Regions from separate parts of the Homo sapiens genome. Here region 2 is linked to region 1. Evidence: read pairs that join two places in POLR2A ChIA-PET (ENCODE). Cell type or tissue: MCF 10A. All regions are shown on one strand. Links, peaks and the distances in the headings refer to the core of each region. The heading gives the core; the rest is flanking DNA.

The links. Peaks named below come from ENCODE experiments on the same cell type or tissue, not always from the same donor. Only the 100,000 strongest peaks of a DNase experiment are listed, where the experiment ranks them.
Region 2: POLR2A ChIA-PET joins it to region 1 with 5 read pairs; 8 of 35 experiments call an interaction of 5 or more read pairs at or near these places.

Annotation. Positions count from the first base shown.
Region 1 is chr13:27,631,737-27,637,125 of GRCh38, reverse strand. It overlaps a transcript of POLR1D not described here. Among named protein-coding and RNA genes, the nearest start is that of POLR1D, 13 kb to the right of the region's middle. In MCF 10A, for the core only: no CTCF peak of the experiment used is centred there; a DNase peak (open chromatin) is centred at 2,675.
Region 2 is chr13:27,570,644-27,576,032 of GRCh38, reverse strand. All of the region lies in intron 2 of LNX2 (ligand of numb-protein X 2), which reads left to right. Among named protein-coding and RNA genes, the nearest start is that of LNX2, 47 kb to the left of the region's middle. In MCF 10A, for the core only: no CTCF peak of the experiment used is centred there; no DNase peak of the experiment used is centred there.

The sequences.
Region 1 (5,389 bases), core at 81-5,080:
TCGATGATTCTGGCATCAGAAACCAGCTGCAAGACAACCAAAACCCAGCAAACCACACTTTATCATTCAGAGACTTATAAATTATATGTGATGATATAACTAAGAAGGGAAATGTGAAAGCATGTTCTAGAGCCAATGTTTAACTATGCATTGTTTTAAAAAATATCACAAACTTAAACACAATCTTTTCTTGTCCCTGAATTAAAACTATACTTTAAGTAGCCGTACATATTAGGACCATCTCATCCACTGAAACATAAACAATCCTTAGGGATGGAACAGCAGCTGCAGCTTAATTGGATGGAGCAATGCTAACAAAGAGTTTAGAACTAAGTTAAAAATAGAATAGGTACCCAATTGAGACCGCAGGGGAAAATTCTGAGAGATAGATCATGCTGATTATCCAAACAGCATAATTTGGCTTCCTCCCAAAGTCTAATACACTCTTACGCTTACCAAGAAAGGGGCGCTGCATTTTCAGTACAAATGCTTGGGACCATACTTTCACATCTCATTTGAAATATTAGACCCCTAAATTTACAATTCTCTCTTAGCGTTTGCTTGATAGAAATCGGGACATACACTATATTAATTCCTGAACGCCCAGTGTTTTTAGAAAAGTTTCAAGGATCTTTTCACTATAACTTTCATTTTAATTACCTGAACCAAAATGTTTGGGTAAAGATCCATTAAATACAATCTATATTATTAAAAAATGTAAGGGAAAAGTTTCTCAAATGTTAGAGTTAGAGGCCATCTGGTTTAACTTTGTCATATAAAACCGAGGAAATTATGGTTTAGAGAAGTTAACAACTTGCCTAACACTAAATAATATCTGGTTTTTGAAAATTTAACTCAAAATTACCAATATTTAAGCCTAGATGGCATGTATGGTCACCCTAGGGAGAAACGATGAGGAGACAGATTATAATTATAATATTTTAGCCCAGGATCATTACCTTTAGAGGACAACACTTTAAGTACCAACACTAACACTATCCCAATGCTATGTGATGTGTCTATGATTATTGTGATCTGCAATACACAAGCTTCAGAGCAGAATTTCTTACCCGAAAAATCCAGACTGAATAGACTTACTCAGTAACTGTTCTATCTTTATATAGTCCCTAAAACACCTCTCAGTGCTTTTAGAAGACAAATTATGCAGTTCTTCCTTTACAGTTTTAAATCTAGGACACCATCAAGTAACCTTAAGAGAATAAGAAAGCAGCCACAATATAGTGGTGAGAAAATGAGTCCCAGTTCCGCACCTACTAGCTCTGTGATCCTGTGATATTCAAGGTCACAAAGCTATGCGATTAAAATGAAGATATTTCTACTATCCTTTCAGAATTCTTAGGGGGATTAAATACAATTTATATATATATATGTGTGTATGTATATATATATATATATATATATATATATAGTTACTTTGTAACTATAGAGCACTGAACAAATCTATTAAGAATTTTTAAAAAAATAATCATTTTATAGTTATAATTTTAATAGTAATCATAGATAGACTATTGATAGTTATGTATGTTAACTAAAATATCATGTGCACAGCAATTTACTGAATAATATATATTACCTCACCAAGTCTGAGATGAACCCTTGAAGTTCCTGTTTCCCTTTTATTGTTTAGGCAACCAAGGCTTAGGGAGGCTGCCTTGTCTGAGGTCAACCAGTAAGGGGAACAGCTGACTCTACCCCAGAGCTTTCTGACTTCATATCCAGAGTCCTGTCAAATAACACATACCCTTATTTCATTCAATCCGTGAATAAAAGTTTCTATATTTTGAGGATGATCAAGTACTGCTTTAGCACAATATAGATGAAAAAGTTAAAATGAACATATTTAAAGATAATACTAATAACGTTTAATAATATGAAAAATGGTGTTTTCAGAAACCAAGTATTGTCAGTAAACCTTTATTTGGGTTCTTAACAAGTTACTCTCTCATTCATTTGATTCTTTTCATGTTTAAGATTTACAAAGAACAGCCCCTATTGCCAGCATGTTTCAGCTAGGCCAACAATTTTGTCTCTTAAACTGAACTCCTTGGAGGATATGCTCTGGCAAAGCTGTTATCTTTATGAGTCCAAGGCAGGTAACATCGACAACATCACGCCCATTAAAAGCTAAGTTTGGCCAGGCATAGTGGCTCATGACTAATCCCAGCACTTTGAGAGGCCAAGGCAGGTGGATAGGTTGAGCTCAGGAGTTCGAGACCAGGCTGGGCAACATGCAAAACCCCATCTCTACAAAAAATACAAAAATTAGCCAGGCTTGGTGGCTTGAACCTATGGTCCCAGCTACTTGGGAGGCTGAGGTGGGAGGACTGCTTGAGCCCAGGAGGTCAAGGCTGCAGTGAGTCAAGATCACCCCACTGCACTCCAGCCTGGGTGACAGAGTGAGACCATGTGCCAAAAAAAAAAAAAAAAAAGCAGAGTCTATGGAGTCAGGCCATCTTTCAGTTCCTATCTAATTACTAGTCATATAACCTTAGGCTGGTTACCTAACTTCCCCAGGTCTCAGTTGCCTTTTCTATAAAGGGGAAAAGACACTATCTACCTTGAAGGAGGATTAAACTTGTTTTCCTACCTGGTGAGGCAAATCAGTCTTCTTACTTTACAGTCACAGTTACGTGTCTGTTAGGCTGTCTGCTTTTGGCCAGGAGTAAGTCTAGTTGGCTTCCTCATGTTCTGGCTTGTTCTGATCTTTCATTGCTCTCCGATGGGGACCAACTTATTAGAACAAGGAAATAGGAAGGGAATCCTCTGCTTGCTTGCTACAAGTCTGGGCAGCAGACAGTGACACACCTGTAAGCTAACACTTCTAAAGACAGACATTTTCAGCACAACAGTTCCTAATCATAAACCCCTAGAATCCTTTATGTTTTCCAACCATTTAAGGACAAAGTACAATCTTTGCCATATAAACAAACTAATCATAAGTTTCTAATCATAAGCCCCTGGAATCCCTAATATTTTCCATCCATTTAAGGACAAACTGCAGTCTTTGCCATGTAAACAAACCAATAAACAAAAAGCAGAAATAAAACTGTAGAATCAAGTCTAGAAGGCTTCAATTACAAGGTCTGATAAAGAATATAAATCCAACTCATTTACTTTGACAAGAATATGATGATGGTACTCTCTTACTCCTCATCTTCAGGGAATGAAGAGATAAATGAAGCTTATATTAATTTTATATTACCAATTTTAATCACTTTTGGAAACAACAACAGCAACACAAACCCCTTGTTAAGTATTCCAAGCTCCGGGACTTATGTTTAAGTATGCAGAACAAAGCAGCAACTCAGGATCTGAAATAATGTTAGATGAGGGATCGCAATGTTGGGTGATCCTTCACTTGAAATCTGAATTCCAATGAAAATTTATTCTTAGATCCCATGTAACTTATTAACAGTTGTAGACAAATGCTCATGAGGACCCAAGGGAAAAGTGCAAGAGTCTGTTCAATTTATTGTGGAGCAAACATGATAAAAATGGCACAACAGACATCAAATTATTGAATGCTTTAAGTCTTTGTTTTGTCCTTCAAGTGCTTCAGGTCACCTAAATAAAGACTAGGATTTCTGGCAATTTTCCATGGAAGTGAAGGAAAGTCCATTTCACAAAGTAAGGGCAAAATAAAACTTAAGCAATCCTACATCCTTTCACCCCATTAGATTTTTTTGAAATATTATCGGTCTGGGAATTCCCCAAATCCAAAATCACACAGTAGGTATATGGGTAGAACAGGTGCTCACAAAACCAACATTGTCGGCCTTGGCGGGGGTCAGTTCTCATTAATGTGAGATGCGTTGCAGTCAAATTTGGCCTTGCAGATACAAAGCCCTGCCTTCTTATGTGTGTATAAACAACATGCCCAATTCTTCTTAGCTCAGGTGACCCCTCTGGAATCATCTACCTGGCAATATCTATCAGATCTGCTTGGTTCCTACTGCATAGGCTACTCCTCTGGCACTCTATCTTTGCCTGCTCTGGTCACCCTTTGCCTAAATGAACCTCTAGGTCTGACTCCTCCTGGACAGGCCCAGTCTCTTGCCAACTACATGTGACAAACTATGGAGTTGAAGACACACAACCACAAATTTGTGGTTCTCAATTCGAAGCTTATAGAATAGTTATTTCCCTTTTTAAATTCAAGTTCAGCTCTTGGGGTATTTAATGTAAAAACAATACAGAGTCAATCTGCTATTCATTCATTTGATAAACATTTTTTGAACACCTGCTATGAGCCAGGCATTGTTCCAGGGGTTGTGGATACATCAGTGAACATTAAAACAAAAATCTCTGCTCTCACAGAGCTTATGTTACAGTGTGTGTGTTTGAGGGGTAGAGGGAAAGGCAATATATAATGAATATAATAAAAAGGTAAATTATATATCTCATATGTTAGAAGATAAGTGCTATAGAAAAAATACAAGGTAGGAGTGCTGGGGGGCGGGGGGTGCTGCAATTTTAATGAGGTAAAAGAGTTACAAGAAATGACACCTATCCTTCAGTTCTTTACTACACAGCTCTTTGGTCTAGTCGGATTGCAAACTCTGTGAAGGTAGGCATGAAATGAGATTCGTCTTTGCTTTCTTGGTACCTGGAAAACAAATGGACCTTAAATAGCTGCTGGAAAAACAAATGCATGCATTCTGTTATTTTTCCAAAGCAATGCTATTTGTAGTAAATGGCATAGATTTACGAGACAGCTGGTTAGGAAATGAGTGTACTATTCGGCATTGAAAAAACAGCATACCTTGGAATCAAATCCTTTCAATTCCACTTCATGGTACTCAAAACTACAATCCTACCACTTTTTCCCTCCTAGAGTTCTGTGGGGATAAGATCCCAAGGAAAATTCATATCACTCTCCCATACTGCTCTTGCAAAGTAAAAATATCCATCAATCAACTTCAAGTGGGAGATATTCTACCTTTTTAAACCAATAGACAAGACAACAGATGAGGCATGGGATCAAGGTGGTGAAGATAGTAGTGTTAGAGGCTCTTGAGGACACAGAGAAGACAAAAATGAAACAGAATATAAAGCATAACCACCTTTATCAAGGCTCTCTATGATGCTTACTCCTGCCTCCCCTCAGCTCCTCCTCCCACTGAAGCCACAGGATAGGCATGGTTCCTTGTCCCACTCAATAATTTTTTGTCTTCTTGAAGCTTGTTACTGTGGTGGCTTTCTGAGTTGCAAATGTCAGCTGATAAGTGTACAAAATAATGTCATTATAAATCATCAGTCCTTCTTCCTGTTGTGGTACTCATACTCTGACACTGGTATGTAATCATGCACATTATTCATTGACTTTCTGAAGAAACATTAATGAAAGCCTACTGTGTGCCTGACCCAG
Region 2 (5,389 bases), core at 303-5,302, 61 kb after region 1:
ACTGACTTTTTATTGGGATGTTTCATTCATGTAATTTAATGTAATTACTGATAAGGTAGGCTTTACATTTGCCATTTTGCTGTTTGTTTCTATATGTCTTATTTCTTTTTTCCTCCATTTCTTCCATTTGTGTTAAATATTTTTAATATGCTATTTTAATTCCCGTGTCATTTCTCTTAATTAAAATTATTTTCTTAGTGGTTACCCTGGGGCTTACAATTAACATCCTAGTTTATAGCAGTCTATTTTAAATGAATACCAGCTTCATTTTCACTAATGAATTAGTCAGGGATCTGTAAGGAAATAGAACCAATATATGAGGAGTTGGCTGACATGATTAAGGAGTCTGAAAAATTACACGTTCTGCTCTCTGCACGCTGGCAACCCAGGGAAGTCAGTAGCATAATTCAGACCTTCTCAGTCAGAAGGTCTGAGAACTAGGAGAGCCAGTGATCCCAGTCTGAGGGCAGGAGATGAGATGTCACAACTCAAGCAGTAAGGCAGGAAAATAAGGAATGAATTTCTTCTTCCTCCACCTTCTGTTTTCTTCAGGCACTCAAAGGATTGAATGATGCAACCACATTGGGGAGGGCAATCTACTTTATACTTTATGGAGTCCACTGATTCACATGCTAGAAACAGCCTCACAGACACACTCAGAAACAATGTTTAATCTGGATACCCCATGGCCCACTCAGTTGACACATAAAATTAACCATCACAAGTAGTATACAAAAACTTTCATTCTCTCTCCCCTCCTGTGTGCTATTATTATTATACAAGTTGTATCTTCACACATTATGTGCCCATCAACACAGAATTATTGCTTTATATGTTTTTCTTTTAAATCAGATAGGAGTAAAAGAATTACAAACCAAATAATTCAGTACTGTACTGATGCTCTTCATTTTTCACATGAACTTGAGTTACTGTTTAGTGTCCTTTCACATCAGCCTGATGGACTTCTTTTAGTGTTTCTTGCAGGTTAAGCATGCTACCAACAAACATTTTGTTTTTACCTAGGAATGTCTCAATTTCTCTTTTATTTTTGAAGTCGGCTGGATATAGACTTCCTGGTTGAGAGTTTTCTCCCCTTCTCTGTCTCTCCTTCCCTCAGAACTTTGAGTATGTCATCCCACTGCCTTCTAGTCTCCATGGTTTCTGAAGAGAAATCAGCAGATACTATTGAGGATCCTTTCCTTGTGATGAGCTGTTCCTCTCTTACTGTTTTCAAGATTCCTTATCTTTGGCTTTCACCAGTTTTATTATGAGGTGTCTTAAGTGTGTATATCTTGTGGTTTTCCTACTTGGAGTTTATTAAGCTTCTTGGATGTGTAGATAAATGTTTTTCATCAAATTTGGGAAGATTTTTGGCCATTATTTCTTCAAATATTCTTTCTACTCCTTTCACTCTCTCTCCTTTTGGAACTCTCATTATGTATATGTTTATTCTCTTAATGGTGTCCCACAAGACCATGAGGCTGTGTTCTTTTTTTTTTTTTCTTCCCTGTTCCTCAGACTGGATGATCTCAATAAACCTATCTGCAAGTTTGCCAGTTCTTTCTTCTGATTCAATTCTGCTGTTGAACTAGTGAATTCTTTTTCTGTTTTGTTTTTTTGGAGACAGAGTTTTGCTCTTGTTCCCCAGGCTGGAGTGCAATGGCGCAATTTCAGCTCACTGCCACTTCTGCCTCCCAAGTAGCTGAGATTACAGGCATGCGCCACCAAACCTGGCTAATTTTGTATTTTTAGTAGAGACGGGGTTTCACCATATTGTTCAGGCTGGTCTTGAACTCCTGACCCCAAGTGATCCACCCGCCTTGGCGTCCCAAAGTGCTGGGATTAAAGCACCCGGCCATGCATTCTTTTTCATTAAACTTTTTAACCCCAGAATTTCTGTTTGGTTCTTTATTATGACTTAATGTTTCTTTATTGATATTTTCTTTTTGATAAGACATCATTCTCATATTTTTCTTTAGTTCTTTAGATAGGTTTCCTTTACTTCTTTGAACATATCTAAAATAGCTGATGTAAGTTATTGTCTGATAAAGCTAATGCCTGGGCTTCCTTAGGGACAGTTTCTGTTGGCTGCTTTTTTTTTTTTTTTTCCTGTGAATGGGCTGTACTTGTTTCTTTGCATGTTTCTTAATTTTGTATTGAACAGTGGACATTTTAAATAATATAATGTGGCAACTCAGAAAACTAGATTCTTCTCCTTCCTGAGGACTTGTTATTGTTGTTGTTTGTTTGTTTGCTATGTGACTCTTATGAACTAATTCTGTAAAGTCTCTGCTCATTTTGTGTACTGGACAGCTAATGATTGGACAGAGAATTCTTTAAATGCCTGAGATTAAAAAAATCTCCCCGTCTTCCATGGGGGTTCTGTGTGCATGGTGGGGCATGCCACACCCTCAACACTCACGCCACTGACAGCTCCACCTTAGCCTACACACACAGCCCTGAACATAGCTGAACCTCTGTGGACGTGTCATTCCCTGGCTCTTCCTTGTAAACATTCTGGTTAGCCTTGTATTTGTCTTCAGGCAGCCACAATCTTCAGCAATGACCTCTGATTTTTTTTTTTTTTTTAACCAATGCTTAACAAATGCCCCCAGTGAAAAGGAAGTTTGCCCTGGGTGAGCTCTGAGTCAAGCCAAGTAAAGACAGGCACACAGTCATACAGGAAACAAGTATAGGGGGAAAAAAAAGAAGAAAAAAGACAAGCACACAAGAGGGGAACCATAGACAGGTCAGTTAATAACAGATCTCTGGGAATAGGGCTTTGAAGGTTCTCCAGTCTGCTCTTCCAGTGTCTGCCAGCCTCCTGATTTCCACTGTGATGTGGGCTGTTGCTTTTCCAATATTCTGGGGAGGTGAGGATGGAAATAGGGTAAACTCAAATGCCACAGAGCTCTCTCTTCTTACTGAGAGTCAGCCATTTTTCTTGAACAAATGTTCTCCCTACTGCTATAATTCTTTGGCTAATTTCCACACTTCAGAAATGGCTGGTTCTGACAATTTCTTCCAGTGTTCTTACTGCTTTTATGGAGGAGAGACTTTTCAGATATTCTTAATTCACCATTTTCACTGACATGACTTGAATTAATTTTTGTTTATTCCCTAGCTATTTTTATCATTTTTCTTGATTCTAAGGTGTTCACATTCTTTCAGTGTCATTAAATACCTGGCATTGTGCAGTGGTTAGTATGCATTGTTTTATTTTGTTTCTACTGCACTACCACCACCCCCACTATTAATACTAATATTACTGACAATAATATAGTGTGTTGTTGCACCATGTGTTTCCTAGTGTGAACTAGCTCATATGCAGTTGTTATCAGGGAATGATGTCACTGTAGCATAAATCAAATTAGTCCATATATAATTTTTCCCTTAGGAGGAGAGCCAGAATAGTGGGAATAGAAGAACAACCTTCAGCAGGAAAGGAAAAATCCCTATTTGGGTCTTGGCTGCTGCAAGAGCATTTTGGTTTTATTTAAGAAAATTAAAAAACACACCTACATGTACAGATCCCTCCCTCAGGAGGTGCAGCCCTCAGCCCATGGCAGATTGCACTGCCTCAGCAGCCCACCATCTCAGAGCTCCACTGTATGGTCTCAGCATGTGCCTACCTCAATCTAATTAGATGTCACATGCTGTTCTGTTCTATTGTTTTTGTTTAATTTTGATATCCTCTGTACTAGTCTCCTGCTACACTGAGTCACCTGCCTGAATAAACCAAGTCACCTCCCCCAGTGCAATTTCAGTTTGTGTTCTTAAATGTTCCATTTCCAAAGATGGATAGGTTTTTATTTTTGTGATTTCTGTTTTTTAATGATCGCTAATACCCTTCTAGCCCCAACGTTCTGTGATTGTGTTTCTAGGTACAAATTTTTAGAAGAAATTCAATTTATATTTTCCCAAGGCCTAGAAAAAGAATACCATAGGAATGAATTTAGTATGATACACTGGAAAGAACAGAAGCTAGAAGCCTTTGAAATTAGATCTGAGTTTGTTTGGATTATGGCTCTGCAATTTAATATCTGTGTGATGTTGGCTTAGTTGGTTAAGTCTCAAGTTTCCCATTTTTAAATGGGGATAACAGAGTAATTGTGAGGATTTAATGAAATAATGTATATAAAGGTTGTTACGTAAGTAATTGGCACAAATTAGGCACTCCACAAATGTTGAGTTTTTCCTTTCTCTTTCAGTTCCAAGTATTTGCAGCTTGAGGGATGATGGCTCTGAGCTGTCTGTATTCATGAGCTTTTATCTGCCCAAGTCTGCTCTGATCTACTCATTCCCTAATACTTTTTTTAAAATATAGTTTTATTGAGATTCACATATCATCAAATTCACCTATTTTATAAATTCATTGTAAATTGCCCACTTTAAATAAATTCACTTTATTTAAAGTGTGCAATTCAGTGCTATTTAGTGTATTCACAGAATTACGTGACCATCATCACAATCCAATTTTTAGAACATTTTCAGCATACCTAAAAGAAACCCAATACCCATTAACAGCCATTTCCCATTCCCCGATACACGGTTTTGAGTGTCTACCCCAACTCTTTTTTTCCTTTAAGCCCTGTTGCAGTTTTTCTAGAATGCATATATTATGTTAAAAGAAATGTTTGTAGTATAATCTGGGCTTTTGCCCTCATCAGTGAAAGTGTTCTTTCTGAGGTTACCTTCTAATTGCCAAGTCTACCAACACTTTTTGGTCCTTATTTTATTTGCCCTTTCTGTGGCCATTTGCACTATTGGTCACTTTTTGTTGTTGACTGCTTGTCTCCCTAGTTAAGTTTGCACTCTTTGTCTCATAATCTCCTTCTGTCTAGTTGTTCAATTTCATCTACTCAGGCTGGTCCATCTCATTTAAATATGGGTTTTCCCAAAGGTTCAATCTATGGCCTTCCTCTTCTAATGCTGAGTGAAATAATTTTTCTGTATTTTTACATGATGTCATTTTTAATATTTTTCTTTAGTTCCTGTTAGCAGTTTGCTGTCTCACTGGGACTGTAAGTATACTTGTTACTTTACCTCTCTAACAACTTTAGCTTTTCCTTTTAAAAGTTATTTTTGTGTGTTTAATAACTATAAGATAGGCCTTACATATTTCGTTTGTGAAGGTGTAGAGTTGTTAGCTAGACTGATTCCCAGGTGTACATAATCTGTCTGTATTTCTTCTTAAGTTCCAGTTCCTGGTTCATTTTTTCCATTGAACACTAGCTATTCTTGTGTAGATATTTGTGTATGATGTGATTTTGTAAATTAAATCTTTACCTGTCTTTTCAGTCATATTATTTTTATGGTCTAGTTTTAGCCTCAACTTTTTTTTGAATAAAATATTTTAAAAATATATTTCGAATTAAACCTGCTTACT